Linked DNA regions of Mus musculus: region 2 is linked to region 1. A link is a loop called in an ENCODE intact Hi-C map of the cell type or tissue named here. Cell type or tissue: left cerebral cortex. All regions are shown on one strand. Links, peaks and the distances in the headings refer to the core of each region. The heading gives the core; the rest is flanking DNA. Region 1 overlaps Gm14015 (predicted gene 14015). Region 2 overlaps BB218582 (expressed sequence BB218582).

Evidence for each region. Hi-C counts contacts between places; a loop is a spot of excess contacts. Peaks named below come from ENCODE experiments on the same cell type or tissue, not always from the same donor. Only the 100,000 strongest peaks of a DNase experiment are listed, where the experiment ranks them.
Region 2: a loop joins it to region 1, with 1.9 times the contacts of the local background. A loop is called at or near these places in 2 of 42 quality-filtered maps.

Annotation. Positions count from the first base shown.
Region 1 is chr2:106,503,493-106,519,033 of GRCm38, reverse strand. All of the region lies in intron 1 of Gm14015 (predicted gene 14015), which reads left to right. Among named protein-coding and RNA genes, the nearest start is that of Gm14015, 12 kb to the left of the region's middle. In left cerebral cortex, for the core only: no CTCF peak of the experiment used is centred there; DNase peaks (open chromatin) are centred at 6,926 and 7,609.
Region 2 is chr2:106,632,767-106,648,307 of GRCm38, reverse strand. BB218582 (expressed sequence BB218582) reads left to right here. Exons shown (of 7, transcript NR_137201.1): 2 at 247-433; 3 at 846-955; 4 at 1,830-1,965; 5 at 4,139-4,249; 6 at 4,433-4,607; 7 at 5,158-5,391. Among named protein-coding and RNA genes, the nearest start is that of BB218582, 9.8 kb to the left of the region's middle. In left cerebral cortex, for the core only: no CTCF peak of the experiment used is centred there; a DNase peak (open chromatin) is centred at 6,323.

The DNA.
Region 1 (15,541 bases), core at 3,976-11,975:
GCAAGAAACACCATTTAAGGAATGGCTGTTGGCCCTGTGCTAGAACAAATGTTGTAGGTTACCCTTGCCCAGGATGCTTCCCATTTCTCATTTCTGGAGTACAAACATGTTACAGTATTCATGTGGTGGTCATATGGCAAGCTGCTGAAGTCAGTTCTCCTCTAACCATGCAGGTCCTGCAGATCCAACTCAGGTCATAAGATTTGATAGTAAGCACCCTTTACCCACTGAGATATCTTGCTAATCCATTATTTATTATTATCATTATTATTATTATTATTTTGCCATCAAGTTGAACTAAAAAATTAAATGCCCCACGTGGGGTGCAGGAGTGAAGCAGGAAACCAGAGTCTGGTCAGTAAGAAGGGTCCAGCACTGGAATATAGGGCCCAATGTGGACCTGAGGTCTGGGATTTGTACTTAAAAGCCATGTGAGAGGAGGGGAGGTAGAGCCACACCCAAGAGTTCAAGGGCCTGGAAGGATCCAACTTATAAAAGGGGAAAACTCTAAGCCCTTATTCTGGAAACCCTCAAAAGCAGGATGACTGCTCAGAATGTGGATGGGGGAGGTGGGGATATAGCGACAAATGACAACATGAAATACTCTCTGTACATGGAATGTCTGAATTGATGGGACTGGAGATGTAGTTCAATGGTAGAGTGTCTCTCTAGCATGTGGAAAAACCCCTAGTTTGAGCCTCAGTACTCACTCCCTCTGAAAAATCTAAATTTATTTCCCTCATCTGGCAAGGAAGCCCAAACCAAATATTAACTCAACATTTATTCCAGAACCTGAAACTCTACTATTAAAACGACTAAAGTATATAAAGTAAGAAAGAGAAAAATAAATAAGAAAATTTGATTTCCACACATTTGAACAATAGTGAAGTATGAAGAAATTGGAAGAAAATTCACTCTTAAAAGGAAAAAAAAATGTTCCCTATTCCAAAGAACATATAAAATGTTTCAAGTTTTAAAGAATCTAAGTGACATGAAGAATGACTTCCAAATACTATAGACTAATTATTTTTGCAGGGTTTTAGAAAGGAAGAGATAGCCAGGCAAAGATGGCACACACCTTTAATCCCACCACATGAGAGGCAGAGGCAGACAGGTGGATCTCTGGGAGTTCAAGGCAAGCCTGGTCTACAGAGAAAGTTCCAGAACAGCCAGGACTGCACAAGGAAACTCAGCTTTGAAAAACAAACAAACAAACAAACAAAACAAAAACAAGAAGGGAAGCTATAGAACTAATACAAATATTCAGGAGTGTGTGTGTGTGCGTGCTTGTGTAAGGATGTGTGTTCACTTATGCATATGCATGTACACATATGCACTCATGTAGGAGACATGATGCTTATTTTCCAAAGCCCAATGTCAATATATCTTTCCTAAATATAGGAGTCTGAAGAGACGGCATATGTGTATTGTTTAAAAGTGGGGAGTGTGGTAGCGCAGCAGAGGATTTCAGCTGGAGAGTGGAAAGGGGTGACTAGAGGCTTTGGAGTTGCTCTGCTGCTATTTCTAGACACTTGTCCCTTCCTTCATCCTCAGAATTCCTGGTGATTTTAAAGCAGATGGCATGAGACTACACCATCTGTTCCCTCTCTGTCATAGTCGCCTGTCCCCCACTCACCTCCCAGTCTCTGGAGATTTTACACCCACTTACTGTCCCTCTTGCTCTCTCCTGTTACTTCTACCATTATCCCTGGGAACTTCAGTATTCATGTCCTGCCTCATTACCTCCTACAACGTTTGTAAATTTTAAGATATTTATTTATCTTCTGTGTTTGGGTGGAAGTGCACGTGAGCCATGGCTCAAGTGTGGCAATCAAAGGACAACCTGTGAGGGTTGGTTCTTTTTCCACGAGTGCCAAGGACTGAGCTCAGTTCACCAGGCTTGGCTTTGGGTGCCTTTAACTACTGAGCTATCTTGTTAGCAGGAGACGAGATCTATAGCCTTTCCTCCATGGTGACTCTAGAGGTCTTGAAACTTACTCCTTCCAAAAGCTCTAATGTCAAGTACCTCTCAAAACATCAGAATCTTAATCGGAGTACTTACCTTAATTATCCAGTTTACTTTACCAAACCCTCTGCATTCCAGCTGCTTCCAATGCCTCTTATCAATCTTTGGTCTCATTTTCCTTTTTATTCAAACTAGGTCAATAGTTGACAGCTATGAAAACTCTTGTCTACCTATATGCCTATGTGCTTATATATATGCGTGTGTGTGTGTGTGTGTGTGTGTGTGTGTGTGTGTGTATGTATGCATCCATTCATCCACTCAAGCAACCATCCATCCATCCTTATACCTATCATCTATCCATCTATTCATCCAACCATCCATCCATCCATCCATCCATTCTCTTACCTTCTTTGTCCTTTCCTCTTTCTTTTTCTCTTCTCCTCTTAAAACTCAGACCAAATTTGAAATCTGAGCATTCAAATAGAGCTGTAGGCAAAACAAAAGTTAATAAAACAAATCCATGAGACTATAAAAAATAGTTTTCCTTTCTGTTTATATCCCTGATGACAAGAGAGTCTCCAGTACAGCTTGGAAATCCTGCCACACTGCATCACTCAATTTGCTTTTCTTTCCACTAAGATCATGATTCCAACTTTTCCCTCCACTTTCACTTTCAGCAAATCAGGAACAACAAGCAAAAGAGAAAACTGCTGTTCAAATCCTAGTCTTCCTGGCCACCACCTCCGTGACCACTGAGCTCAGTTTCCTTGTCTGGATCAGGAGGAAGATAAAAACAAGCCTCTAGATAGGAATAGTCAAGATCTATGTCCTATTAATAGAATGCTAGCACAACAGAGAGAAATATCTCTTATTCCATCACCAAAGCTTCCACTCTACCTGCAGGTACACCCAACGGCCCCACTTCCCCTTCTGAGACATGCACCTGATCTACCAGCCCCTTACATGTTTATCTATAGCTTTGCCTTCCACACTTGCACAATGATAAGTCTCTTCTATCCAAGGATAGGCCCTCTTCTCTATTCAATGACTTTGTTTTTGCAATTATCTCCTCTCTATAAAATCTCCTTTATATGTTCTGCTCACTAGATCATTACAACAGACAAACATTCTAGTATATATACTACCTTAAAAGTCTTGCTCTGAGGTTCCGATTCTCTTTTCACTCCTCTGGTTGCTTATGTAGGGACAGTCTTGGAAAGAGTCAAGTTTGCTTTTCTTTGCCTCACTCATTCAAACTCCCACAGCATCTCTTGCAAAGGTTCATCCTTCCCAGCACTCAGATGATGTCTCCATCTTCCTTCATGAACTAGCTGAGAAGCACCATTCTCCTAAGATCCAAGACCTCCTCTGATGTTTTCATTTCCTTAAGTTGTCTAAACAAATGCAACAGACTGGGCAGCCACTGGGGCAGCAGAAGTGTGTTCTCTCACAGTAGTGGGAGCTGAGAAGTCAAGATGAGGTGGTGGCCAGTTCTTTTCCTGATGAGGACTTACTTCCTGATGGCCACCTTCCACTGTGCCCCTACATGTCTTTTATTTGAAGAGAGGACAAACTCTCTTTTCCTCTTATTTGAAAGCTACAGCTTCTGTGGAAGTAGACGCTGCTCACAGATCCTTGCTTAGTCTTAATCATACCCCCAAAGTCTTCCATTCTAAAGTTCTTACTCTAGTCACACAGAGGGTACGCTTCAATACACAATGCTTCTAGGAGGACAGCTCAGTTCATTTCTGCTCTCTAGAGCACAGCACATTTCCAGATTCTGTCAGCGTGGGTCTTTCTACTCTCATGGTGTCCTCCTCTCTCAGGGGGCTTTTGTAGATACCTCATCTCAAATAGCATTTTTTTCTTTCCTTTTTTTTTTTTGTAATTTTTCCCTCTGTTCTTTGTAAATGAAGCTGAATCTTAATGCCTGAGCCCTGGTGCTGACTGCTCTGGTTTAAATAGTTTCTTTCACTCAAAACCTTTATGACCTTGGCAAGGAAAGTTAACACATAGAGCCTTGATGTCCTCATCAATAGCGTGAAGATATTTAGGCCCCTCTCATGTAGCTTGACATGTGCCAAACCACTGATGTTTGGAACAATTTAAGAATTCAGTAGAAGACCGGAAAGGATCGAGAGACAAACAAGAATTAAAGATGCAAACTCTGCTTGTTTAAATAGATTACCGTTTCCTATTTTCCTTTCCTGTTCTGAAAAAACAAATTAAAACTCCAAGCATAGGAAAGAAAACATTCAGCCTTTCTGAACTGTGTGGTAGCCCTCATGCCTAGAACTCTGCAGAATGAGCTAAACATCTACACACATTTGTTGAAAGATTCAAAGGGTGAACAAGTGGAGTCCGAGGAAATGTGCTCTGTAGTAGGATGCACAGCCAAGAACTCAGCAGAGGAAGACTTAAGTCATGTGTCAATCATAGGAGCTTTGGTGGTTTGAGTGACAATAATAACCATAATTTATTGAGGCACCTTGCTAAGTGTGCTAATCTGCACAATGACCCTAACAAGGAAGCCATTACCACCATTTTATAGATGACAGAACCTTTCAGTAGCTCTGTGGGATAGAAGCAAGACTGGAAAGGATTGAGAGATGAGCAGGAATTAAAGGTGTAAAGTAAATTCTATCCTGATGGCAACTTGTTTAAGTAAATCAGCCTGTATGAGAGAAGTCAACTGGTAGAGCATAACCTGTCATGCAAAACAGAATTTAAAAAAAAAAAATCCAAATTTCTCAGCTTTATGCCTGTTTACTTGAGTAGCTGATTCTTTTAGGCCTCTCTACTTAGAACTCAGAGATGATATAACAACCACTCTAGATGAGATTTCTGGATGCTTTTAATGGAAGTACCCATAAAGATCCAACTGGGTTTTTGATTCCATATGGACACAGTCTCCATCAGAAGCAAAACCCTGGATCAAGTAAGATTTTCCCCACCACTGATCAGGGACAGGATAGTGGAAACCTTTGGGGATAGACCTATGGAAAAGGACAGCTTCCCATGATGTCAGCCTTTATTTCTGGAAGCTGGTACTTGGGTGCTTGGGTAGCTCTTTCTTGGAGCACTTAAGACATAGATGAATGGAACATTTAAGACAACCAGAGAATTGACCACCTTCTGCTTTCTTCCATTTTGATGATGTGAGCTAGACTCCTCTGCATGTACACCCTGCCTGTCATTTTTCAGTTTCCCAAGATAGATTGGGGAACAAACAGGTCTGTTAGACACTCTCAGGTGCACAATGCTTAAAGTTATGCCTTTTGTTTTCAACAAAATGCAGACATATTATTAGTTTTCCGAAAGGCAGAAAACCACTAGCTGTGGCTCTATTCCATTGGTAAGCCCATATCCCTGTCCTGTGAAGAAAAAAAAATATAGATACAAGCATGCAGCCACCCATGTTTATTTCTGTATCTCTGCTAGGTTCCACCGTCTGTGTCCCCTGCAGCCTTGTCTCCTGGTTTCTATTTCTCATCAGCTTTTTTCCAGCTCTTATTTTTCTTATTCTTTAGTCCTGGCTGTTTGGTTGTTGATAAAGATACCTGCTAGGGCTTGGCAAGGGCCACTGAGTAGCTAGAAAACCTGGTTCGTGCACTTCTCACTCAGAATATTGGAAACTAAAGCAATCACGGGTCTACTTTATTCTAATTGCTGTTCTAAATGCACAGCTTCCATATCGCTACCATGACCTTTCCTGTTCCGTCCTGTGCTAGCACTTCCCTCACACCCTGGGATTTTGAAGTACCCACTGCCCCATGGTTACCTGCAGGTCGGTTTGTTCTGAAGCACTACACTGTGCATCTCTGCTCCAGGTGGCAAAGGGTTAACAGTCCCCAGCGCCTACTGAGTTGTAAAAGGAACTGCTGAAGCTGATCAATGACCACTGTTAAGACCTGGAAACCAATTATAAACCTGAAATTTGTGATGAACAAAGCCCCGAAACACTAGGATGAAAACTACTGAATTAGTCCAGTTCATTAAAATCATTAATAGTCATGAAATGAAAACCACCAGAGTCCAAAAAGGCTTAATGCTCTATCCATATTAATTAGATGGGAGCAAACCTGAGCTGAAAGGCAGCACATGCTTTGTAGAATTAGCAATTGGTCTCTACAGACTACACAGATCTCTATTAAAATTCAGTTTAATTAAAATTGATCACGTTAAGAAACTGATGTGGTTAATTAACTGAATTCCTGGACTCCTTTTCTTTCGTTTCACAGGCGCCTTACACACCCCGTTTGTGGGGTGACACTGTGTTGCACAGAGCAAATCCAGTTGCAAAGGTTAACTCTCTGTGTTCCTGGAGCTGATAACAACCGAAGAGAAGGGGGATGGAGGGGCGGGAGGAAGCTAAGCTTTGCCTAGAAGCAAAGCTGAGCTAACCCCGGGGAGATCCGTGATCCTGCTCTTAGGCTATCAGCCCAGATGGGCCCTTTGGTGATAAAAAGGCATCCTCTCTTCCAAGATGCCACCTGAGGAGGGGAGGTTGTTTCTTTTAGGCTATCCCTCACAAGGGGCTGAGAAATAACACCTAACCCTTCTAATGTCAACTCAGAGCAGTGCGGAGCTGAAATGTGGCTGACTAGAGGCCACGCCAGCCATGCTTTAGGCATCTTTGATTCATATTCTATTTGGCTCGGAAGTAATTTTGTGTTTTGACCATTTGCAACACGGAGAAAATGATATTTCTAGATTGGAGGGGAGCGGCGAGGGGAGGGAGAGACGCTTAAATAATGACAGTAGCTTCTGTCTTGTACTTGTGTGACCGCTCCTCACCCCCAAGTCCACCGAGTATACTTGCTGTTAAGTAATCCTTCCGAAGAATACTGTTTGCCACATCACCCATCTATTCAAAGATCTTCACGGACTTTTTCCAGACAGTAGGGCGAGGACTGCGTTCTGTAAAGTGGAACTCGAGGCTCTTCTTCACCATCTGTCTCCACATCCTCTTCCCTTAGTTGTCTCGCAATTTCCCAGTTGAGTCAAAATGGTACATTCACTAGTTCCCTTTTCTCTTAGAAGTCCATATGTTCGACCTCCATTTTTTATCTTTAGCTTACCAAAAATGTCTCCCTTGCCATAGCTCTCTGTGGTAGTAACTCCACTGTCTTTTCATGTCTACTCTCTGGTGTCTGCATTGATGTCTTGTGTACTTATCACAGCCTAAAGAGTTTCCATTTGGGGAAGACAGAGGTCTTACCTAGTATCTCACTGAATTGGAATGAACTTTGGATATAATTTTCTATGAGCAATGTTGGATAAGAATGGAGATAATGCTAATATTTTGATAGTTTCTTTCCATTTAATATTCTTTTTCCAGAGAAGCAGCCTGAGCCTTATCTTATACTGAGCTGTCAGAAGTATTTGAAAGTTATCTACTAATGACAATAGAAGTAATAATAACAGTATTCATGATGTTAGACCCCATTTACTAAATCTGGGTCAAGTATTATATAATAGACTTATGCCTTGTATAAGGAACTTGCCCCTTCCCTTCTGCTCACGACCAGAGAGTTCTTCACCCTCGTTCTCAGCATTATCTTGATCCTTCCTTTCCACATTCCTGCCTTCTAACTCATTTCCAATTCTTGTATACTCTTGCTTCCAAATTAGGCAGCATGGATTTTTGCCTTTTGTGCTGGCAATTTTACAGCATCTAGACTCAAGCCAGAGTCATTTGGAAGAAGGAACCTCAGCTGAGAAAATACCCACCCAAGACTGGCGTTGAGAAAGCCTAGGTGCATTTTCTTAGTTGATGACTGATATAGGGGAAACTATCACTTTGGGTAGTACCTTCCCTGGGTTGGTGGTTCTGAATGCTAAAGGAAAGCAGACCGAGCAAGCCATGGGAAGCAAGTCTGTAAGCAGCACCCCTCCATGGCCTCTGCATTAGTTCCTGCCTCCAGGTTCATGCTTTGAGTTTCTGAGTTGACATCCCTGGATGATGGTCTACAAGCTGTAAAATGAATAAATCATTTCTTTCTCAAGTTACTTTTGGTCATGGTATTTTATCACAGCAAAAGAAACCCTAACAAACACAGCTTTATTATTTTTCTTTTTAGACCATTTAAAAGGTGCAGCTTTTTTTTTTAAGTATTTATTTATTTGTTTGGAGACACCAGAAGAGGACAGTTACAGATGGTTGTGAGCTACCATGAGGTTGCTGGGAATTGAACTCAGGACCTCTGGAAGAAAAGTCAGTGCTCTTAACTGCTGAGCCATCTCTCCAGCTCAAGATGTAGCTTTTTAATACACTCATTCGTTTTTCTCTTAGGTTTGTGTGTGTGTGCTTATGTTCACGTTTACAGGTGTATACATACATGTACATGTATGTCAAAGTCACAAGACAACCTCAGCCATAGTTCCCCCATCCACCTTTGAATGTGTGTGTGTGTGTGCATGAGAGAGAGAGAGAGAGAGAGAGAGAGAGAGAGAGAGAGAGAGAGAGAGAGAGAGAGAGAGAATCTGATTGGCCTGGAACTCATCGAGGTGACTGGGTCAGCTGGCTAGTGAGTTCCTGGCATCCATAGGAGCTTCAATCCTGGGAATACAGGTATATAGCACTCCAGCCAGCTGCTTAGGGCTAGTCCTGGGAGCTACACTCACAAAGCAAGAACTTTACCAACTGAGCCATCACCCAGCCCTCAGATTTACCTTCCATCATCATCAATTTTCATTTACTATTTTGTTAGATTTTGTTCTTAACTTCTTCTCATTCCTTAATAATGTAGTAAATTAAAGTTTTCTTAATACTTATTAAATTTCTCCCCCAGCTCCTTTCTCTTTTTAAGTTTTTCCCTTTTAATGGCAAAATCACCGAAGACCATGCATATTTTCCTACACATGGTCATTTCAATTTTGATGGAACATTTTTCTTTTTAACTCCATTTTAGATCATTTATAGTTTCACATGCAGATTCTTTATATATCACAAGAGTCTTCTTTTTAAAAATTATCAGTTTTTAAATTTGTCATATTATTATACCATAAGTCTTAGTTTTTTCAACTAGATTAATTTTATAGTTGGTAGACAGCTATATTTACTTTTATGTTTCAAAGTTACAGAGTTGTTTTGTATTTGGTGTCCTTTTTGGTCTATTTCTACAGGGATTCTGAGATGTACTATTTAGTGGAACTTATACTACTTTGTATTTCCATCAGTCCTGGATTTTTATCCAGCTGCTACATGTTTTGATACATAAATGCTTGTAACAATTATACCATCTCCTTGGGATTTTTGAACATAAATTACCTGATTATAACACTGTTGTGGTGGTTTGAATATGCTTGGCCCATAGGGAGTGGCATTGTTAGGAGGCATGGCCTTGTTGAAGGAAGTGTGTCACTATGGGTGTGGGTTTTGAGACCCTAGCTTCAAGGAAGACAGTATTCTTCTCTTGGCTGCCTTCTGATCAAGCTCTGGAACTCTCAGCTCCTTCTCCAGCATCATGTCTGCCTGGATGTTGCCATGCTTCCCACCTTGATGATAATAGACTGAACACCTGAACTTGTAAGCATGGTGTCCTTTATTAGAGATGCCTCAGTCATGGTGTCTCCTCATGGAAAAGGAAACCCTAACTAAGACTTGCACTTTTTATTTGTATTTGCTCTTTCTCTTATTGTTTTGCCAGTTGATTTTAAAACTTTTTTATTGTCTGTTTTTTTATCGTATTTCCACCAAATATATTGGAATATAGTTACTTTGAAGTATTCTATTAACATAAATAAATGAAACAGTACTTGAGACTTCATCATATTATTTCATGTATGGATGGATATAATAAAGTTTGATCACACTAATCCTTCTATGACCATTCATTATCTGCTTTCTCCCTTTCCATTTCTATTCTTTTTAAGAAATTTCCAAAGATTTATTTTATTTTTATGTATATGAGTATACTGTAGTTGTACAGATGGTTGTGAGCCTTCATGTGATTGTTGGAAATTGAATTTAGTACTTCTGCTTGCTCTGATCAGCCCCGCTCACTCTAGTCAATTCTGCTCCCTCCGTCCCTGGTCGCTCCAGCCCAAAGATTTATTTATTATTATAAATAAGTACACTGTAGCTATCTTCAGACACAGCATAAGAGGGCATCAGATCTCATTATGGGTGGTTGTGAGCCACCATGTGGTTACTGGGATTTGATCTTAGGACCTTCAGAAGAACAGTCAGTGCTCTTTCCCGCTGAGCCATCTCCCCAGCCCTCCATTCCTCTTCTATATCTCTAGTACTTTTCCCACTTAATTCCTCTATCATCCCTATCTCTATTTCTGACTCTGTGTTTACCTCTATCTCTGACTCTGTCTCTATCCCTATCTCCATCTTTGTCTCTTCCTTTGACTCTTTATCTCTGATTCTATCTCCTTCTATCATCTTTATCTCTGATTTTCATCCATTCATCATTCTATAAGCTGGCTATTGCAAATAGTGCTACAGTAAGCAGAGGCTTGCACACATCTCAGTAACGTTTGCCCTGACTCTGTCCTGGTATATACCTTGAAGAGGTATGGCTAGATGATATAGTTCTATTTTTAGTTTGGGGGAAATCTCAGTGGACTGATTCCCACACTGGCTGGACGAATTGACATTCCCATCAGCAGCCAATAAATGTTCCTTGTCTTTCCTCCTTTCTTACCCGCATTTGTGGTTGTTTGTTTTCTTGATGAGAGACCTTCTGACTTGAGTAAGATCAAATCTCAATATAGTTTTGATTTGCATTTCCCTAATGGCCAAAGATGATGAATAACTCTGAATTTATTGGCCTCATTTCATTACAGTAAAACATTGGGGAAACTGAACAAAGTATATGGAAGCTGCCAGGGAGAAAGGCCAAGTCATGTAGAAAGGCAGAGTCATCAGAATAATGGCAGATTTCCCAACAGACCGTGAGAGCATCAACTGATATAGTTGAAGCCCTGAAGAGAGATTATTGTATCCAGGAGAGTCTCTCTATTATCAAAGGAAAAATTAAAATCTTCCATAATTAATACAAACTAAAATAATGCCTGGCCACTAAATTACCGTAGCAGACACCATGGAATTCTACACACGGAAGAGGAAAGCAAGCACATCCATGAGCATAGAGCAAAGGGTAAACCTCAGGAGAACGATAGGTAACCAAACGAAGACTAAGAACCTATAGAACAATGTCAAACAACACCCTACAGGAATTTATGCACACCTTTAAATAAGTGCTGAGAACTAAGGGCCTCCATTTTCCTGTAAAAGGGACTAGACTAAAAGACTGGAGTAAGAAGTGCCATCTAAATTGTGATTTCTCACACGGAATGTCTCCCGTTGGCAAAGATGGGCTTAACGTGAGAGGGTGGGAAAAGGTGTTCCAGGCAAATGGAGCATGGAAGCAAGCCGGGGCTGCTCTGCTTCCGTCTGATAATGTAGACGTCAAAGCAAATTATGAGAAGATGCGAAGGGGGTCACTGCATATCAATGGCAACATACCCAATTTCACAAAACAAACACTACCAAACTATAAGGGGGATTGACTCCAGTATAGTAATAGTTAATTATATTAATACTCCACCATCCATAAACAAACACACATCAGGTATCTATGTAGGCTTTTGAAAGAAAATATGCTTTCTTTGTTTCTTTGTTTCTTTCTTTGTTTCTTTGTTTCCTTCCTTCCTTCCTCCTTTCTTTCTTTCTTTCTTTCTTTCTTTCTTTCTTTCTTTCTTTCTTTCTTTCTTTCTTTCTTTCTTTCTTTCTTTCTTTCTTTCTTTCTTTCTTTTTGTGGTTTTTTGGTTTTTTGAGACAGGGTTTCTCTGTATAGCCCTGGATGTCCTGGAACTCACTCTGTAGACCAGACTGGCCTCAAACTCAGAAATCTGCCTGCCTCTGCCTCCCAAGTGCTGGGATTAAAGGTGTGCGCCACCACGCCCTGTTTCTTTGTTTCTTGTCCTCCCTCCCTCCCTCCCTCCCTTCCTTTTGGATGAAGTTTTGGGTCTAGAGAGAAAGCTCAGCTATAAAGAGCACTGGCTGCTCTTCTGAGGACTCAAGTCTCAATTCCAAGAACCAATACATGACTCACAACTGCTATCAATCCCAGTCCCAGGAGACCTGATACCCTTTCTGACCTCCACAGCGGGCAGGCACATACACAGTATGCAGACATACAGACAGACAAGATACTCAGACACATAAGTTAGAAAAAGAAAATAAATATTTCTCAAAAATGTGTATCACACCTTATTAAAACTTATTTCAAGTAATTTGTAAAAATAGTTACACTTCAACAATATAAAATAAGTAGATGAGAAAAAAAGGAGACCCAAAGTGTAAAATGTTCAGAGCCAGGTGTGTTGTTTTGTTTTTGTTTTTGTTTTTTTTTAGTTCCAAAATACAGTTTATGACACATTTTGTACCAAGTCTTGGTTATTTATTTTCATGGTACTTTTACTAATTTTAATCAGGATAAAACGTTCCAACCCCTGTATCTCAATTCCCATGAATTAATTTAGAAGGGAAACTGTTCCAGTGGTGGGCGTCTCTTTCGTGAAATACCTAATTGAGTGTACCCTTTTTTCTATGTACTGAGATCTTCCCTCAAAGTTTGCTCATAGCGACCTGTTTGCTCTTGGCTTCATCTGCCAGCACTCAGTTCCCATCTTTGTTGCCCTACACCAATCCACTCAGATTTTGCTATGAGCAGCATTTTCAGTCTGAATCTATTACTAAGTCTTCCCTTGAATATGTCTTTGCATGTCAAGAATTTTCGAGTAGCTAGTATATGGATGCTTTTAGACAACTTTTTAGGTATGTGCTTGGCAAAGCTTACTGGATCTTTTTTCTTCCTTTTATCTTGAGTTCTCTATTCTGACTCCTTTTGTTTTTGAGAGCCCCTCCTTCCAATGGAGCCTGCGAACATCTAACTCTTTCACTCACCTAGCCATCTTCCCACTTCCTGGTGCTGCAGATTGTAAATTCTTCACTCTCAAGTCATATAAAGTAGATGGGATCCCAGTGCCAGAAGGAGTGTTTTCCTTTGGAAAAATTAGTTGTCATTTCCTTCTAAATAGCAACTGGAACTCAAGGAGATTTATTGTTTTTAAGACTCAAATTGCCTTTCTTCCATGGGGGATTTACATATTGCTTTCCTTCCATATTGTTTTCTTTTTTCCCCTACTAGTTCTTCCTTTTTAAGATGTATTTATTTCTTCATTTTTAAGATGTATTTATTTCATTTTATGTTCATGAGTATTTGATCACCTGCATGTGTACTATGTGCATGCCTGGTGCCTGTGGAGGCAAGAAGTAGACATCAGATGCCCTGAACTAGAGTTACATACAGACAGCTGTGAGCTACCATGTTGGGACTGGGAAACAAGTGCAGGTTCTCTGAAAGAGCAGCAAATGCTTTTATTAATGGAGCTACTTCTCCAGTCCTATTCCTAGATTTTCTATATTTTGTATTTAGTCACTTTGAAGTCTTCTGGCTTTTCCCTCATGGATTCTATCTTAGTGTTTTTGGAATGCTTTCAAATGCACATCCAAAGCTTAGATACTAATTCTCTTGTGTCATGCCACTTATAAATTAACATTTTAGCTCAAGAATAGAATATTCTGAATACTTTTGTTGCTCTTATTGTACCATTTCCAAAATTGCTTCCTCAGTTTGCATATGAACCACCTTTCTGGATGTTGTGTGTTCATTCTCTTCTTCCTCACTGCCTGGGACTCCTTACATGAACAACAGTTTCTCTTTGCTTACTCTGAAGCTCAAATTGAGTTCATGGGTACATTCTAGATACAAATAACATCTCTATCTGTGTGGCTAGTCCTGTAGCAGATGGCAGGGAACAGATGTTCTCAAGGAAAAGAGAGATGTCATCTCCCCCCAGTATGATCTTGTGAGTAGGCATATGTTCCCTCTTGAAATACCATAGATCCATGACACCTATTGCTCCCAACTTTATTCAGAAGTCTAAATAAATCCAGGCTTCCTCAAAGTCCTAAAGAAAAACTATGAACCTAAATTTCTCTACTGGACTCTGCAAAGCCCAAATCATGTTCTTATCCCACAGACCCGGCTGCCTGTCAGACTCAGGGGAGGAAGCTATTGGGTGGAAACTAAGATTCCAGGGCAGCAGGAACACATCCAGAGGGATTTGCCTAGCATTTCCATAAGTATAATTTAAATGTCCTAAAACATGAAATGTAACATTCATGCAGAAATGTGCATAAATCATAAATGTCAGTATAAAAAATGACCATCAAACAAACCCTCCTGTAAGGTTCACCAAATAATATTGGCAACATCCCAGAGGACTTGTACACCTTGCTTCTTTAACACAATACCTTTCTTGTCCTGCTAGCGGCAAACACCACTAATTTTTGTAGTAATTATTTTTCTTGTCTGTCTAAAAAAAAAAAAAGTCTTATGCCTTTGTGTTTATTCCCAATGTGCTTATTTTGAATTCTATATAAATGAAATCATGCTGCAGGTGATCATTTGTGTTTCATTCCTTTTGTGTTTGCAACATTCGTTTCTTTAGCTGGAGCCTCTTCTCCCCACTTTTGTCTGCCACAGAGTATTACATTGAATGGACATACCACATCCCTTTGTCCTTTCTTTGATCAGTTGACATTTGTGTTGTTTTTAGTTCAGTGTTACTTCAAATACTGCTGGTATAAGGACTGCATTCCTCATGTCTGCTCTGACTCATGTGTACATATGAGTCCCTGTGTCTGCTCCAAATCATGTATGCACACATGAGTCTGTGCGCCTGCTTTGATTCCTGGGTACATACATGAGTTTGTAACATAAAATTAGAAGTGGAACTAATGTGGTGCAGAATCACAGACAAGGCTTCAGGCCTTTGAGTTTATCAGACAATGCTATTTGTAAAGAGACTGTTCCAATTTACAATGCCCAGAAATTCATTAGCCGTTTATGAGAGTTGCCATTGGTCCATGCCCTTGATCCATTGGGTGCATATGGACTACTATCTCATTTTAGTTTTAACTTGATTTTATCTGATCAGATGGTAAACATCATTGTTCACATAAGAGAAAAACAAGCACAAACAAGTCATCTAAAAGTGAAGGAAGCAAAAAAGGCATAGTTGGATTAAAAGTTCTAGATGGGTCATCTTCCCAATATGCTAAGAGAGGTGCTTTCACCCCATTTTACAGATGGACAATTGAAGCTTATAGAAAATCTACTTAGTAGGGAACACAGATCTCAGGAGACTCCTAAGTACTGAGTACTTATGCCTTAACACACACAGCAGGACAGCCCTGGGGATTGTAGTCTAAGAACTGGTGTTATTAATGTTGGAGAGTTCTGGCAGGAAGATAGCACTTGTCAAAGAATTTCACAGTGAGTCAAACAGGTTTAGCTATAAAGGTTTGTTAGCTGAGGTTTAAGAAGAGCAAAATGTCAGATAAATCAAGACCTGTTCTGAGAGATTTGTGTGTCTCAGCTACTAGATAGATATGGGTGTGGGCCATTGCCTTTCATTTTAAGACTATTTCATTTTAAGATATCTTAAAACTATTCCTAATTTAATATTAACAAATTTTTTACCAAGTTT
Region 2 (15,541 bases), core at 3,254-11,253, 130 kb before region 1:
TATATTATTATGTGTTTATGTTATTTTGTGGCAGCTGTTTTAATAAAGATCCCCTCAGAAAGAAAGCTTTGGGGGGTGGGGAAAGAGACAACACTTACAAATAGAGCAAAAGAAATGAAAATGTTTCCTCTGATAGTTAAATCAATGCTTTAAATTTGAAAAACAATGAGAAGGAAATGAGGCTGGAATACCCAGGACCACTTTACTAAAGAATCCAGCATCCTCAGGGCAGCAAATGTCTTTTAGATGTATCTTTAAAGCTGTCCTGCTGAATTGGAAGTCCCTGGAGGGCAGAACTGGCACCCTGTTCAATCTGGAATGCCCAGAAATTCAATCAACAGAAGTCAGTATTGATTTCACACCCTCCTGGACCCCTATTTGAGTCTCTGTGTGGTGGCCCCTCTCCCCGGAAGTGAAGTCTTCCAGACTATGAGTAAGTATATCGCAACATTTTTTTTTTATGATGTGGGAGACTCAATCCTGATCTGATTATTGTTTTCCCACATCAAGTGTCTAATCTGTACCTTAAAAAAATAGGAGAGTTTCAATGTTCCCATTTAATTTTCTGCTGGCTCAAACTTGAACCACCAGGACTCCTTCAATGAAAAAAAAAAATACCCAAGGTCATTATAATTAAGAGAGCTAGCTGAGTACATCATGTTTCTTTAAATGATTTGTAAACAGAACTCTCTGGGGGTACTATGCTACATTCCGTAGTAAAATATATTTTAAAATTTATGGAAAACGTAGAAAATAATTCACCTTTATCTCCTTATGTTAGGTTGCTTTGGTCAGAGTTATTGGAATGAGAAGAGAGAATTTGCCTTTTAATTGGTCTTTTCCAGACTTCTGGTGAGATTCCTAACACTACCAACCTCAGGAGTACAGAGCCCAGAGAAAGTCCATTGGGGTCCATTTTCAGGATGGTGCATATGGGAACAATAATTTATGAACGGTAATAAGAGTTGGGGATGCAATTCCCTGCCCAACATCAGGATAAGTGTACCCCACTGATTACCGAATGCGCAGAAAATCCTTGACTAAATAGGATAAAAGCAGTCTGCACTTCTTGTTTGTAAGTTGGCATTTTTCAAAAGCAATTGAAAAAAAAAAAGAGAACATGAAAATCTCAATGAAGAAATATGTTTTAAGAAACATATATATTTTTTAAGAGGTATAGATGTGGGGGTTGGCAGTGAAAAATCATCTGAGCTTTTCCACACAGGAGATGGAAAAATTAGCTTGCACTGCTGTGTGATGCTGCTGTGAATTTGCCTCCTTGCTAGCTGTGGATTTTCCCCTCGAGGGATCTGAAAATGTATCACGTTTTATTAATTTATTGGCTCTGCACCGAGGTGTATTGTAAGCCAACTTTAAGTACTTAATTTTGGTATTTATTCACTGCTCATAAAAAGAGGCAGCTTTCCTGACAAACCCTGAGGATGTCTATAATCAACCAGGGATAAGAAATCTAAACACATTTCAATATGCTATTTGTACTTATTTTTAAATTCATTGGTGGGTGGTTGGGTAGTGGTGATAGTATGTGTGTCCATGTTTGTGTGCTTGTGTTTGTGTGTATGTGCATGTGTGAGTGAGTGAATGTGTGTAACCATGTTTGTGTGCTTGTGTTTGTGTGTATGTGCATGTGTGAGTGAGTGAATGTGTGTGTCCATGTTTGTGTGCTTGTGTTGGTGTGTATGTGCGAGTGTGTGTGTGTGTGTGTGCGTGAGCGCATGCATGTTTGTGTTCATATATGGAGAGACCAGGGGTTGACATGAATTATCTGCCTCTATCACTTTGTCTTATTATTGTCATTTCCTTTTTAGACAAAGTCTCTCACCATACAGAGTGCAGCATTTCGACCATAGTGGTTGGGCAGCCAGCCCTTGGGATTCTCCTGTCCCAGTCTTCCCAGATGTGGGGTTATTCATTTGAGTATTCGAACCCAGCTCAGTTTCTTGTGTAAGTGCTGGAGATCAAATTTAGTTCCTCACATTTGCTCAGCGGGCTCTTAACTGATGGAGCTAACTTGCCAGCTCCTAATTTATTGATTTGTCTGAGTCAGAGTCTAATGTATCCCAGCTTGGTTCCGAACTCACAACACAACTGAGGATGACCCTGAACTTGAGGGTACCAGACTGTCTTCACCTTCAAGTGCTGCGATCAGCAACATGCATCTATGCCCAGATTGGTTGATATTACTGAGTGGTGACTTTGTTCCTGGTTTGTTAGGGCTGTGTTCTTTCAGCAGTGGTAGTGTTGTAGACTTGAGCATGTGGCTGAGGAAGTTATTTCTTCTCCCTGTTTCTAGACACTGGCAATTTTATTCCTTCTTGGTGCACAAGAACATGTGAATATAGTCACTGGGATAGGAATGGTAACATCACAATGAACTTGAAGTTGGCTGGCCAAGTCAAAAAGTGGTAGGGGCATGTGCAGAGATAGTGTTTGACACTACAAAAATCTTAAGGTCAAGAAATACAAATGAAGAATAGATAGAAGAAAGTCAACCTGGAAAATGGAAAGAGGAAAGGCGCTAGTCTGGCAAGTAGATGGCCCAGCACTGGCTCTGCCCTAGTGAACTTCCAGGAGTGTTAGATGGAGTCATTTCTACACAGACTCTATTTCATTTCCTTTCCCAACTCTAAGGTTGCCAGATAAAATAAAAAGCCCACAGTAAGATCTGTATGCTAGCCAAATAATGAATAGTGTTTCTATAAAATAATGTACCAAATACCACACTGGGTATATATTATTTCAAGATTACATGCAATTCAAATTTTACTGATATTCTGTGTCTTCTTTGCTATATCAAACAACATTGCATATCCTGTGTGTCACCTTTAGTGACAGCTGGTACGCAGTGCTAGAGAGTTCATGTTCTCCAAATATGAGGTGACCATGTTGGGTTGAAACCTTCCATTGCTCACATTTCTGCTGAGAAGTCTGAGGCTCATTCTCTTGCCCTTCACACCTGTCATTTTACAAACCTCAGAAAATACATTTTTTTCACACACTGATACCTGAATGCCCCTTTCATTCATTGCTCCAACTGACCCCTCCTTTTTCACTCTTCTCTGAGTTCTTTGTACAGTGCTCCCAAAGCGCCATAATCCATTCATCGTAAAGTTCTCTTCTTACTCAATAATTTGATTCATGACTACTATCATTATCATCTTTATTATTAGTGTGTGTGCAGGATTTATGCAGATGCATACCACAGCACACGTGTGGAGCTCAGAGGACAACTTTTCGGAGTCTGTTTTCTCTTTCCAGATTTGCATGGATTCCAGGAATGGAATTCAGGTCACCACACCAGATTGGCACAGGATGAGCCTTTACCAGCCAAACCATCTCATTGCTCCAATAAAGTCTGTTTATCTAACATGATTCTCTCCTTTCTCTTCAGAAGTGCTGTTTTCCCTTGAAGACATTGTGTCTGCCATGGCTATCTTGAGTGGAGGCTAGTCTTTTCGAGTGCCATAGCTATCTCAGAGCACAGGATATATAGCAGGACTTGTGACCATTTAAGCTACAAAATTTGGACAAATATTTTGAGACATGGCTTAAGCTTCATGCTTTTTTTCTGTTTGTTTTTGTTTGTTTTTTGTTTGTTTGTTTTTCAAGACAGAGTTTCTCTGTATAGCCCTGGCTGTCCTGGAACTCACTTTGTAGACCATGCTGGCCTCGAACTTAGAAATCTGCCTGCCTCTGCCTCCCAAGGTCTGGGATTAAAGGCGTATGCCACCATGCCGGGCTAAGCTTCATGTTTTTTATATATGGAATCTGTTATTATCGTTAAGAATTTTAGCACCCAAGTAGAAAGGTTACTTGCCTTGGTTGATTGCCTTGGTTGTTTTTCATCTTTGAAAAAGTTTATCTTCATCTGAAAACCAAAAAGACATAACTATTATTAACTATCAGCATGTGGAAAAGGAGATTGGAGGGATATAAAGGATATAGAAATGAGATAAAGGACCAGACCTCACGCTTGTGACTTATGAAGATAAGATCTCCTTTGATTGACAGCCGAAGTTAAAACAAACAAGTGGGAAACTTGCCTGCAAAAAAATCAGCAGTCAAGTTAAGATGATTTAATCAAATTTTCTATTCAAAATAATTCCTTTACCCAAAGCCATCATGAGCCATCTTTTCCCAATTGAGTACTCGAAAGAAGAAAACTGGGCTAGAGAAACAGGATCTCGGATGATTATAATTGAAGAGTGTCTATTGCTCCAGAGCCACAGTGAGTCTGGTATGCATGTAATCCAAACAGATTGACAGGAGGCACAGCAGGACAGGGATGGAGTGTGAAGGTAACTCACACTTGGTGGGGCACTGATAGGTGTGGAGCACTGAAGGGCAGTGGCACAGCTGAGAGCCATCCTGAATCAGTTGCAACTATCTGCGTCTCCCCTCTCTCTTGCAGATCTATGAGCTAGAAGACAGCTGGGACAGCAAATTCTTGACTCGCTTATCATCATGTTCCCTTTCCATGGTCAGCCCAGACTCTGGGCTCCATCACAACACACTAGTCTGTTCAGCATGGAGTACCTTTTTTGCCTCTTCTAGTCCAGCCATCCAGGCAAATCAATCAATACACTGTAAGTGACATCTGAGATGGAAACCTATTTCTTTACCCCAGACTAGATTATCTCAAACAAGCTTTGTAATATTAAAACTCTTCTGTGTTTCGTGTGCAAGAATCTCAATGAATCCTTCCATCTCTGCTTCAAGAGATGATAGGGGCCGTGGCAGACTATGATCCGGTCACTCACATCATATTATTAAGTTCTGGGGCATGCATGTGGGGGTGGGAAGGTTGTTATTAGATATTTACCCTCTTCTACCTATTTTTCAGAATTTTAAACACAGAAAACCTAAAGGACACTTAAATGTAATTTTATCAAGAGGAAGGAGAAAATTGATTTTGTACATGCCCAACCTCTGTCTTAACTGATACAAAGATTTCAAAGGAACAATGTTCAATTTTGTGAGTGTCTTTTCCGGTCCCACATATGCCATGTTATAAATCCATTCTGGATATACAATGACAGGCTCTTTTAAAAAATATTTCTTAGAGTTTTTTCTTAAATTAGAACCCACATATTCAAAACACATGAGAACAGCCCTTTTCTACCTTTGTTCTGACAGAAGTGGCAATTCATAAGTGACCCATCGTGTCAAGCTGGAGAGCAGGAGGGACACCCAGCTTTTTAAAGCGAGCTTATCAATCACTGTATCCCGAATAAGCATCTTCATCCCAGCTACAGAAAATAGAAGGCTGTAGAAAAGAACAGGAGGCTAGCCATGCTTTCAACCTTATTTTAAAGTAATTATATGAAAAAAGTCTGTGTTTATAAACTAATAAATTATACACTTTTAAAATGTTTTTTTTCTTCCGTGTGTGTATAATCCCTCCATGTTCCATATATGGTCTAGTTTGCTTTTCTCTTGCTGTGACAAACACCATAAGCAAAGCCACTTTGGGAGAAAGTGTTTAGTTGAGCTTATGGGGAAGTCACTCAAGGCAGGAACCTGGAAACAGGAATCGAAGCAGAGGCCATGAAGGCACACTGCTTCCTGGCTCGCTTCAGGTCCATGCTCAGCCAGCAGTTCTACACAGCCCAGACCCACCCACCTAGGAATGGGACGATGGACCGAGCCTCCTTATCAATTAAAAAGCAAGAAAATTGCCCATAGTCGAGCGTGAGAGAGGCGGTCCTTCAGACTCGGTCCCTTCCTCCCAGGTGGCCATAAGTTTGTGTCAGATTAACAACTGAAGCTAAGTATGACATTGTTTAAAACATACAAAAAATTACTTCTGCTCCTTCCATCTAGAGGTTGACAATTTTGTATATTTTCATTTTTTTTTAAATTTCAAACACAAGGACTGTATTTATATTATTGCTACTCTTTCCTTCCCTTCCCCCTTCAATTCCACACGTGACCTCCTCTTCCATAATTATGACTGTTCACACACACACACACACACACACACACATACACACACACACCCCGCACCCCACATTTTGACCTTGGACTTTCCAGCCTCTAGAACTGGAAAAAATACATTCCTGTTGTTTATAAGCCAGCCAATTAAAGCTATTTCCACTTTAGCAGTACAAACAGACTAAGGCAGATCATGATAAATACTTCTAGCAATAATTACTCCTCGTCTTTGCTACAACTTTCCTGTAACTTTCCCGGTGCTGTTTCAGGTCGTTCGCACACATGATTTTCCCGGAATTTCATAACGATCCTTCCGGGTTGCAGGGAGTGCACCGTTGCTCTCGTTATTCTGGGTGCAGAGCAGATACAGAAGAGTTAAGCATAGGGCCGCAGTCTGGTTAATGGCAGAGGCAGGGTAGAGGCTGAGTCTCCAAGTTCCTGTTCAAGAGCTCTTTCTTGGACACTACACAACCTTCCAAATATATCAAAACAGTCTTTCTTAAAAACACCATATGCATAGCATTTAACATAGAAGAAATGAACTCAAATAGAATTTGCCACTCCGTCAGGCTCAACACACATAATTTTGATGTGATTCCAAAAATCTAATGAGGATAGGCATTTAATTTCATCATTAAAATGAAAATAGACATTTTTGAAGCAAGCACAGTGGACAAATTAGCTCATCAGGGACAGATTATTTTTCTAGTGACTTTGAGAGTACTATTTTTATTTTTATTTTATTTTTAATTTATTTTTTACACTCTATATTCCACCCCCCAACCCCCCATCCACTCTCCGACTGCTTCACATCCCACACATCCTCCCTACCCCACCCTGTCTCCACGTGGATACGCCCAACCCCTGCCCCACCTGACCCTTAAACTCCCTGGGGCCTCCAGTCTCTTGAGGGTTAGGTGCGTCATCTCTGGATGAACACAGACCCGGAAGTCCTCTACTGTATGTGTGTTGGGGACCTTATATCAGCTGGTGTATGCTGTCTGTTTGGTGGTCCAGTGTTTGAGAGATCTCAGGGGTCCAGATTAATTGAGACTGCTGGTCCTCCCTCAGGATCACCCTTCTCCTCAGCTTCTTTCAGCCTTCCCTAATTCAACAACAGGGGTCAGCTGTCCATTGGTTGGATGCAAATATCTGCATCTGACTCTTTCAGCTGATGGTGGGTCTTTTGGAGGGCAGTCATGATAGACCCCTTTTTGTGAGCGCTCCATAGCCTCAGTAATAGGGTGAGGCCTTGGGACCTCCCCTTGAGCTGGATCCCACTTTGGGCCTGTTGCTGGACCTTCGTTTCCTCAGGCTCCTCTCCATCTTTATTCCTGTAATTCTTTCAGACAGGAACAATTATGGGTCAGAGATGTACCTGTGGGATGGGAACCCCATCCCACACTTGATGTCCTGTCTTCCTGCTGGAGGTTAATGCTGTACCCTTGCCACTGCCTGATGGTACTGAGAGTCCACTAAGACATGGACCTCTACAGCAGAGTAAAACAATCTCTGGGATGCTCTCTTTAATCTTGAGAAGTGAAGTAATATGGCAGCTGTCATATTTTGTGTGTTTGTGTTTTCACATGGGCAAAAGCAAATGTTTGTGTGAAGTACACATGCAAATCTGTACATGTGCACAGAGGCCTGTGTGGTTCTTCAAGTCCTTTCTACAATATTTCTGAATGGACGAAGGCTTGATCTTTCATTGGTCTGGAGCTTACAAATAGGATGAGCTGGCTGGCCAGTTAGGCTCAGGGATCTCTCTCTGTCTCTGTAGCCTTGGGATTACAAGTACTGGACCACCATGGCTGGTTTTCCTTTGTGGATCTTCATGTATGCAAAGCAAACACTTTGCTGACTTAATCATATACCACACCCAAGATGCCATATTTTTTAAAATTAAAATATGTGTATGCCCAGTACAGGGGAATGCCAGGGGCAGAAAGCAGGAGTGGGTGGGTTGGGGAGCAGGGTGGGGGGTGGGTATAGGGGACTTTGGGAATAGCATTTGAAATGTAAATGAAGAAAATATCTAATAAAAAAAGGAAAAAATTAAAATATGTGGGTTAAAAACTAACCACAGTTTAAAATGTCATACCCTCACCATCTGAGTGAAATGCAAGAGTTTTTCTAAGTAGCAAGTCTCACTGCTGCATGGAGGAATGCCATTCCTACTCAGGTGCCTGACAACTGACACTTTGGCTTTTTTTTTTTTTTAAAGATTTATTTATTTATTATATGTAAGTACACTGTAGCTGTCTTCAGACACTCCAGAAGAGGGAGTCAGATCTTGTTACGGATGGTTGTGAACCACCATGTGGTTGCTGGGATTTGAACTCTGGACCTTCGGAAGAACAGTCGGGTGCTCTTACCCACTGAGCCATCTCACCAGCCCCCGACACTTTGGCTTTTATTTATGGAAACCCTGCTGAGGGATTACTGGCTCATGCAACAAACTTCTTAAACTATTCTTTTTTTTTTTTTCCATTTTTTATTAGGTATTTAACTCATTTACATTTCCAATGCTATACCAAAAGTCCCCCATATCCACCCACCCCCACTCCCCTGCCCACCCACTCCCCCTTTTTGGCCCTGGTATTCCCCTGTACTGGGGCATATAAAGTTTGCAAGTCCAATGGGCCTCTCTTTCCAGTGATGGCCGACTAGGCCATCTTTTGATATATATGCAGCTAGAGTTAAGAGCTCCGGGGTACTGGTTAGCTCATAATGTTGTTCCACCTATAGGGTTGCAGATCCCTTTAGCTCCTTGGCTACTTTCTCTAGCTCCTCCATTGGGAGCCCTATGATCCATCCATTAGCTGACTGTGAGCATCCACTTCTGTGTTTGCTGGGCCCCGGCATAGTCTCACAAGAGACAGCTACATCTGCGTCCTTTCAATAAAATCTTGCTAGTGTATGCAATGGTGTCAGCGTTTGGATGCTGATTATGGGGTGGATCCCTGGCTATGGCAGTCTCTACATGGTCCATCCTTTCATCTCAGCTCCAAACTCCGTCTCTGTAACTCCTTCCATGGGTGTTTTGTTCCCAAATCTAAGGAGGGGCATAGTGTCCACACTTCAGTCTTCATTCTCCTTGAGTTTCATGTGTTTAGCAAATTATATCTTATATCTTGGGTATCCTAGGTTTGGGGCTAATATCCACTTATCAGTGAATACATATTGTGTGAGTTTCTTTGTGAATGTGTTACCTCACTCAGGATGATGCCCTCCAGGTCCATCCATTTGGCTAGGAATTTCATAAATTCATTCTTTTTAATAGCTGAGTAGTACTCCATTGTGTAGATGTACCACATTTTCTGTATCCATTCCTCTGTTGAGGGGCATCTAGGTTCTTTCCAGCTTCTGGCTATTATAAATAAGGCTGCTATGAACATAGTGGAGCATGTGTCCTTCTTACCGGTTGGGACATCTTCTGGATATATGCCCAGGAGAGGTATTGCTGGATCCTCCGGTAGTACTATGTCCAGTTTTCTGAGGAACCGCCAGACTGATTTCCAGAGTGGTTGTACAAGCCTGCACTCCCACCAACAATGGAGGAGTGTTCCTCTTTCTCCACATCCTCGCCAGCATCTGCTGTCACCTGAATTTTTGATCTTAGCCATTCTGACTGGTGTCAAACCTATGGGACACAATGAAAGCATTTCTAAGAGGGAAACTCATAGCGCTGAGTGCCTCCAAGAAGAAACGGGAGACAGCACATACTAGCAGCTTGACAACACATCTAAAAGCCCTAGAAAAAAAGGAAGCAAATTCACCCAAGAGGAGTAGACGGCAGGAAATAATCAAACTCAGGGGTGAAATCAACCAAGTGGAAACAAGAAGAACTATTCAAAGAATTAACCAAACGAGGAGTTGGTTCTTTGAGAAAATCAACAAGATAGATAAACCCTTAGCTAGACTCACTAAAGGGCACAGGGACAAAATCCTAATTAACAAAATCAGAAATGAAAAGGGAGACATAACAACAGATCCTGAAGAAATCCAAAACACCATCAGATCCTTCTACAAAAGGCTATACTCAACAAAACTGGAAAACCTGGACGAAATGGACAAATTTCTGGACAGATACCAGGTACCAAAGTTGAATCAGGATCAAGTTGACCATCTAAACAGTCCCATATCACCTAAAGAAATAGAAGCAGTTATTAATAGTCTCCCAACCAAAAAAAGCCCAGGACCAGATGGGTTTAGTGCAGAGTTCTATCAGACCTTCAAAGAAGATCTAATTCCAATTCTGCACAAACTATTTCACAAAATAGAAGTAGAAGGTACTCTACCCAACTCATTTTATGAAGCCACTATTACTCTGATACCTAAACCACAGAAAGATCCAACAAAGATAGAGAACTTCAGACCAATTTTTCTTATGAATATCGATGCAAAAATCCTCAATAAAATTCTCGCTAACCGAATCCAAGAACACATTAAAGCAATCATCCATCCTGACCAAGTAGGTTTTATTCCAGGGATGCAGGGATGGTTTAATATACGAAAATCCATCAATGTAATCCATTATATAAACAAACTCAAAGACAAAAACCACATGATCATCTCGTTAGATGCAGAAAAAGCATTTGACAAGATCCAACACCCATTCATGATAAAAGTTTTGGAAAGATCAGGAATTCAAGGCCCATACCTAAACATGATAAAAGCAATCTACAGCAAACCAGTAGCCAACATCAAAGTAAATGGAGAGAAGCTGGAAGCAATCCCACTAAAATCAGGGACTAGACAAGGCTGCCCACTTTCTCCCTACCTTTTCAACATAGTACTTGAAGTATTAGCCAGAGCAATTCGACAACAAAAGGAGATCAAGGGGATACAAATTGGAAAAGAGGAAGTCAAAATATCACTTTTTGCAGATGATATGATAGTATATATAAGTGACCCTAAAAATTCTACCAGAGAACTCCTAAACCTGATAAACAGCTTCGGTGAAGTAGCTGGATATAAAATAAACTCAAACAAGTCAATGGCCTTTCTCTATACAAAGAATAAACAGGCTGAGAAAGAAATTAGGGAAACAACACCCTTCTCAATAGTCACAAATAATATAAAATATCTTGGCGTGACTCTAACTAAGGAGGTGAAAGATCTGTATGATAAAAACTTCAAATCTCTGAAGAAAGAAATTAAAGAAGATCTCAGAAGATGGAAAGATCTCCCATGCTCATGGATTGGCAGGATCAACATTGTAAAAATGGCTATCTTGCCAAAAGCAATCTACAGATTCAATGCAATCCCCATCAAAATTCCAACTCAATTCTTCAACGAATTGGAAGGAGCAATTTGCAAATTTGTCTGGAATAACAAAAAACCTAGGATAGCAAAAAGTCTTCTCAAGGATAAAAGAACTTCTGGCGGAATCACCATGCCAGACCTAAAGCTTTACTACAGAGCAATTGTGATAAAAACTGCATGGTACTGGTATAGAGACAGACAAGTAGACCAATGGAATAGAATTGAAGATCCAGAAATGAACCCACACACCTATGGTCACTTGATCTTCGACAAGGGAGCTAAAACCATCCAGTGGAAGAAAGACAGCATTTTCAACAATTGGTGCTGGCACAACTGGTTGTTATCGTGTAGAAGAATGCGAATCGATCCATACTTATCTCCTTGTACTAAGGTCAAATCTAAGTGGATCAAGGAACTTCACATAAAACCAGAGACACTGAAACTTATAGAGGAGAAAGTGGGGAAAAGCCTTGAAGATATAAACTATTCTTACAAATAAAAAGTCCTAGGGTGTGCACACCTTTAACTCCAGCACTTGGGAGGTAGGGGCAGGTGAATCTCTGTGTGTTTGAGGTCACCCTGGTCTACAGAGCAATTCCTAGGACAGCCAGGGCTACTAAGAGAAACTCTAATTTGAAAAGCTAAATAAATAAATAAATGAGTAAATAAATCCCTGACGTCAGGTGTCGTTACACCTGGCTTAAACAAAACAAAACAAATCAAATCAAAACAAATCAAATCAAATCAAAACAAAACAAAACAAAACAAAACAAAACAAAACAAAACACAGACCTTGTGTAATTCCAATACATGAAATAGAGATGGATGGAAAACCACATTTACATTTACAGCAGGGGTGAGAGGAAGCTGTGTCTCTATCATCTCATAAGATTCCTGTACTAGTCAGGGTTCTCTAGAGTCACAGAACTTATGGAATGAATCTATCTACTATCTATCTATCTATCTATCTATCTATCTATCTATCTATCTATCTATCTATCTATCTATCTATCTACCTACCTACCTACCTACCTACCTATCTATCTATCTATCTATCTATCTATCTATCTATCTATCTATCTATCTGGAATTTATTGGAATGACTTACAGGCTGTAGTCCAACTAATCCAACAATGGCTAGCTCTGAATGGAAAGTCTAAAGATCTAGTAGTTGCTCAGTCCCACAGTTGGTCTCTTGTATAAGCTGGAATCTCAAAGTAGACTCCAATGGATATGCAGGCAAAGTGAGTTTAAGCAGTCAAAGGACAAATATTTCCTTCTTCCATTGTCCTCATACAGGCCTCCAGCAGAAGGTGTGGCCCATATTAAAGGTGTGCCTCAAGATCTGGATTAAAGGTATATTTCTTCCAGCTTCAATATCCAGATCACAGGTGTGCCCTCCATCTCTGGATTGTAGTGCATTCCAGATGTAGTCATTTTGACAACCGAGAACAGCTATCACAACACCTTCGCATCTCTCATCTGCCCATCATTTCTGCCCTGCTTAGTGGTGGGAAGTCAGTGAAGTAGAAAGGAAACAAAGTCCCTACTTTTAGGAAGCTTCCAATCATGACTTCTGGCCCTCATGCAAAAAGCATGCTCACAGGAAGTATTTATACTGAGGGGCGTGGTCTAGGGAAGAGGTCTTGGAAGCTTTCTCTGAGGAATGGTGTCTGCGCTGGGGTCAGAATGATACTCTATGTTTTAAAGTGAAAATGGGGATTGAAAATTGCTGGGAAGTAGGAAGAGGATTTTCAAAGGCAAGCTGAAAGATTAGAAACACAGGCATACATTAGCAACTAGAAAGCAAACCATGATGGCAATGGGGAGAGAGGGATGAGGAGGCTCGGGTGGCTGGCTCAGTAAGGGAACAGGGACAATGCCAGGCCACAGGCATGACACAGGACTTCTTTGCTAGTTGAGAAAGCCCCTCTGCTGTGGGTGTAGAAATCTTGGAGAGGGGCTGGGAGTGGATATGATGAGATAAGTCAGAAGACTCATCCTTTATCCAGGCAGAAGAGGGCTAAGAAATTGCAGAGGATTGAATGGGTCAGAGTTATTCAGAAAATAAAGTTTTCAGGACTGGGGACATCATGGGGCAATGGTGGAGGATGGTAAGTTCAGGTTTCTGGCTCATGTAATAGGCTCCTCTGATGAAAGGGTATTCCTTTGGAACAGGGGTCAGCAAACTTTAGTGTGTGGGTCACTGGTCCATGTTCATTGGATTGTGCTTTTTATGTAGCTGCTTTTATACTACAAATAAAACAAACATGGTTCATAAAACTGAAATCTTTTACCTCTATCTTCAAAAAACACTTTCTTAACCCAGTGTTAGAGAAAGCTCATGTACACACTGCCGTGATTCAGATGTCCATGTGTCCCCAAAGGCTCAGGTATTGAAATTTTGGTCTCCTGTGTGACAGAGCTGATATGGGGTGGAACCTTAAAGAAGTGAGGGCTGGTGGAGGTTAAACCTGGCCTCTCTTCAACTCTGGTTCCCTGCTTTCCAGTGAAATCTCTCCTTCACTCATTGACTTCTACCAGAATGGCATCTTCTGCAAAATGATGCAGCTGTCAACGGGCTGGGGGCTCATTAGAACCAATGCTATGCCCTTTGGACTTTCACTCTCCAAAATTCAGAGTCAAAGAAATCTGTATTCTTCAAAATGAGACATCAGGTATTTTATTTTGTTATGGCAGACAGAACACGCTCACGCACGCACACACACATACACACGGGGGGGGGCAGAGAGAGAGAGAGAGAAAGAGAGAGAGAGAGAGAGAGAGAGAGAGAGAGAGAGAGAGAGAGAGAGAGAGAGTATATGAGATTTGGAGAAAGGTAATTTGTGATTGTGTATGCTTTTGTACGCATGTGATTCAGGTGCTTAGAGAAAGTGAAGAGATGAAGCCAAACAAGGACTTACAGCCTTGGCAATCCTCTACCCTTTCTAGGTGGTGAAGAGTTATCATTGCATTGGTAAAAATGTGGGCGGTATCAGACTTATGATACCAAAACCCACAAACAAAGACTGTAGAAAACACTGCCCAGCATACCTCACTGTGGACCTGTCAGATGGAAGCTTGGCTGACAGTGACACCTCTCAAATGTGATGATTATAACCACAGAGGAAAGTGTGAGTAAAAGATTCTTAGAATAACCCTGAAGACCCTCCATCATTTAAGGTCCAGGATGATTAGTGATTAGAAAAAGTATGAGGTTCAAGAATGTGACAACATAGATAGTTTCCATATCCAAATGGTGGTGGTGGTGTGTGTGTGTGTGTGTGTGTGTGTGTGGTCTTTCCTCTAAGATCAAGGTAAGAAAATGCAGCAAAGACTATCATTGAATAGCTGTGAACAAGTTCACTTTAGGAGACCAGAAATCACAAATGAAGATGGTCATGGGGTTGCTTCTTCTTCAGAAGCTCAGGCTGAGGGCTCATTATGTCTACTTTTGAGCTCACGCTGTGGCCAGCAATCCTTAGCATGCTTTGGCTGGTACGTGTCTCATAACACTCTCTACCTCTGTGTAGTACAGCGCTGTCTTTGTGAATCTCTGTCCCTGTGTCTTTTTTCTTCTTAGTCATATTGGGTTCAGGTACTCACCCTACTCTGGAAATGACTCTATTACCAAATGGGGTCACATTCTGGGGGTTCTGGCAGGACATGAACTTGGAAGGCATCATCATCCAATCAATACTCCAGAGGAAGCAAAGAGCTCCAAAATATGATATGGCTGAGAGATCCAACCTATTGAGGTTCAGTAGGGAGCAGAGATCTGTAGAGAGAACTGAGATTGTCGCTGCTGGCCTCCACCTGTGCTGCCTCCCGGCTTCTTGTCAGTCATTCTGAAACCGTGGTGGTTATGCTGCAGAATGGATCTTCACGTTTGCGAGCTGGCTCAGAGCACAGGGTCCAGGCTCTGGAGGGATGTGAGAGTAACGATGCCACCTTTGGAATTTCTCGTTCTGATCTCTGCGACCACTTGACTGCCCTTGGAGATCACTCCTTAAGTAATATCCAGGCCCACTCCTATTTAGAGTGCACAGGGGCTAATGGGATCACTGGCTAAGGTGAAATGGTTGCAGATGGTAATGTGAAGACTAATTTATTTTCAGAGGCTTTTAGGAATTCATGTGCTTTTAATGATAGCTTACTATAACCACAGATCCCTCATTTTCATTCGTTCAGGGGAGAGGATATTGCCCATTATTAACAACAGAGGAAGACAGAGTAGGCAGCTAATTGACCCAGCTAAGCTGACACAATTGTGGTGGGGTTTTGGAAGCTGAAGTGCTTTGCTGTGCTCCCAGGACTT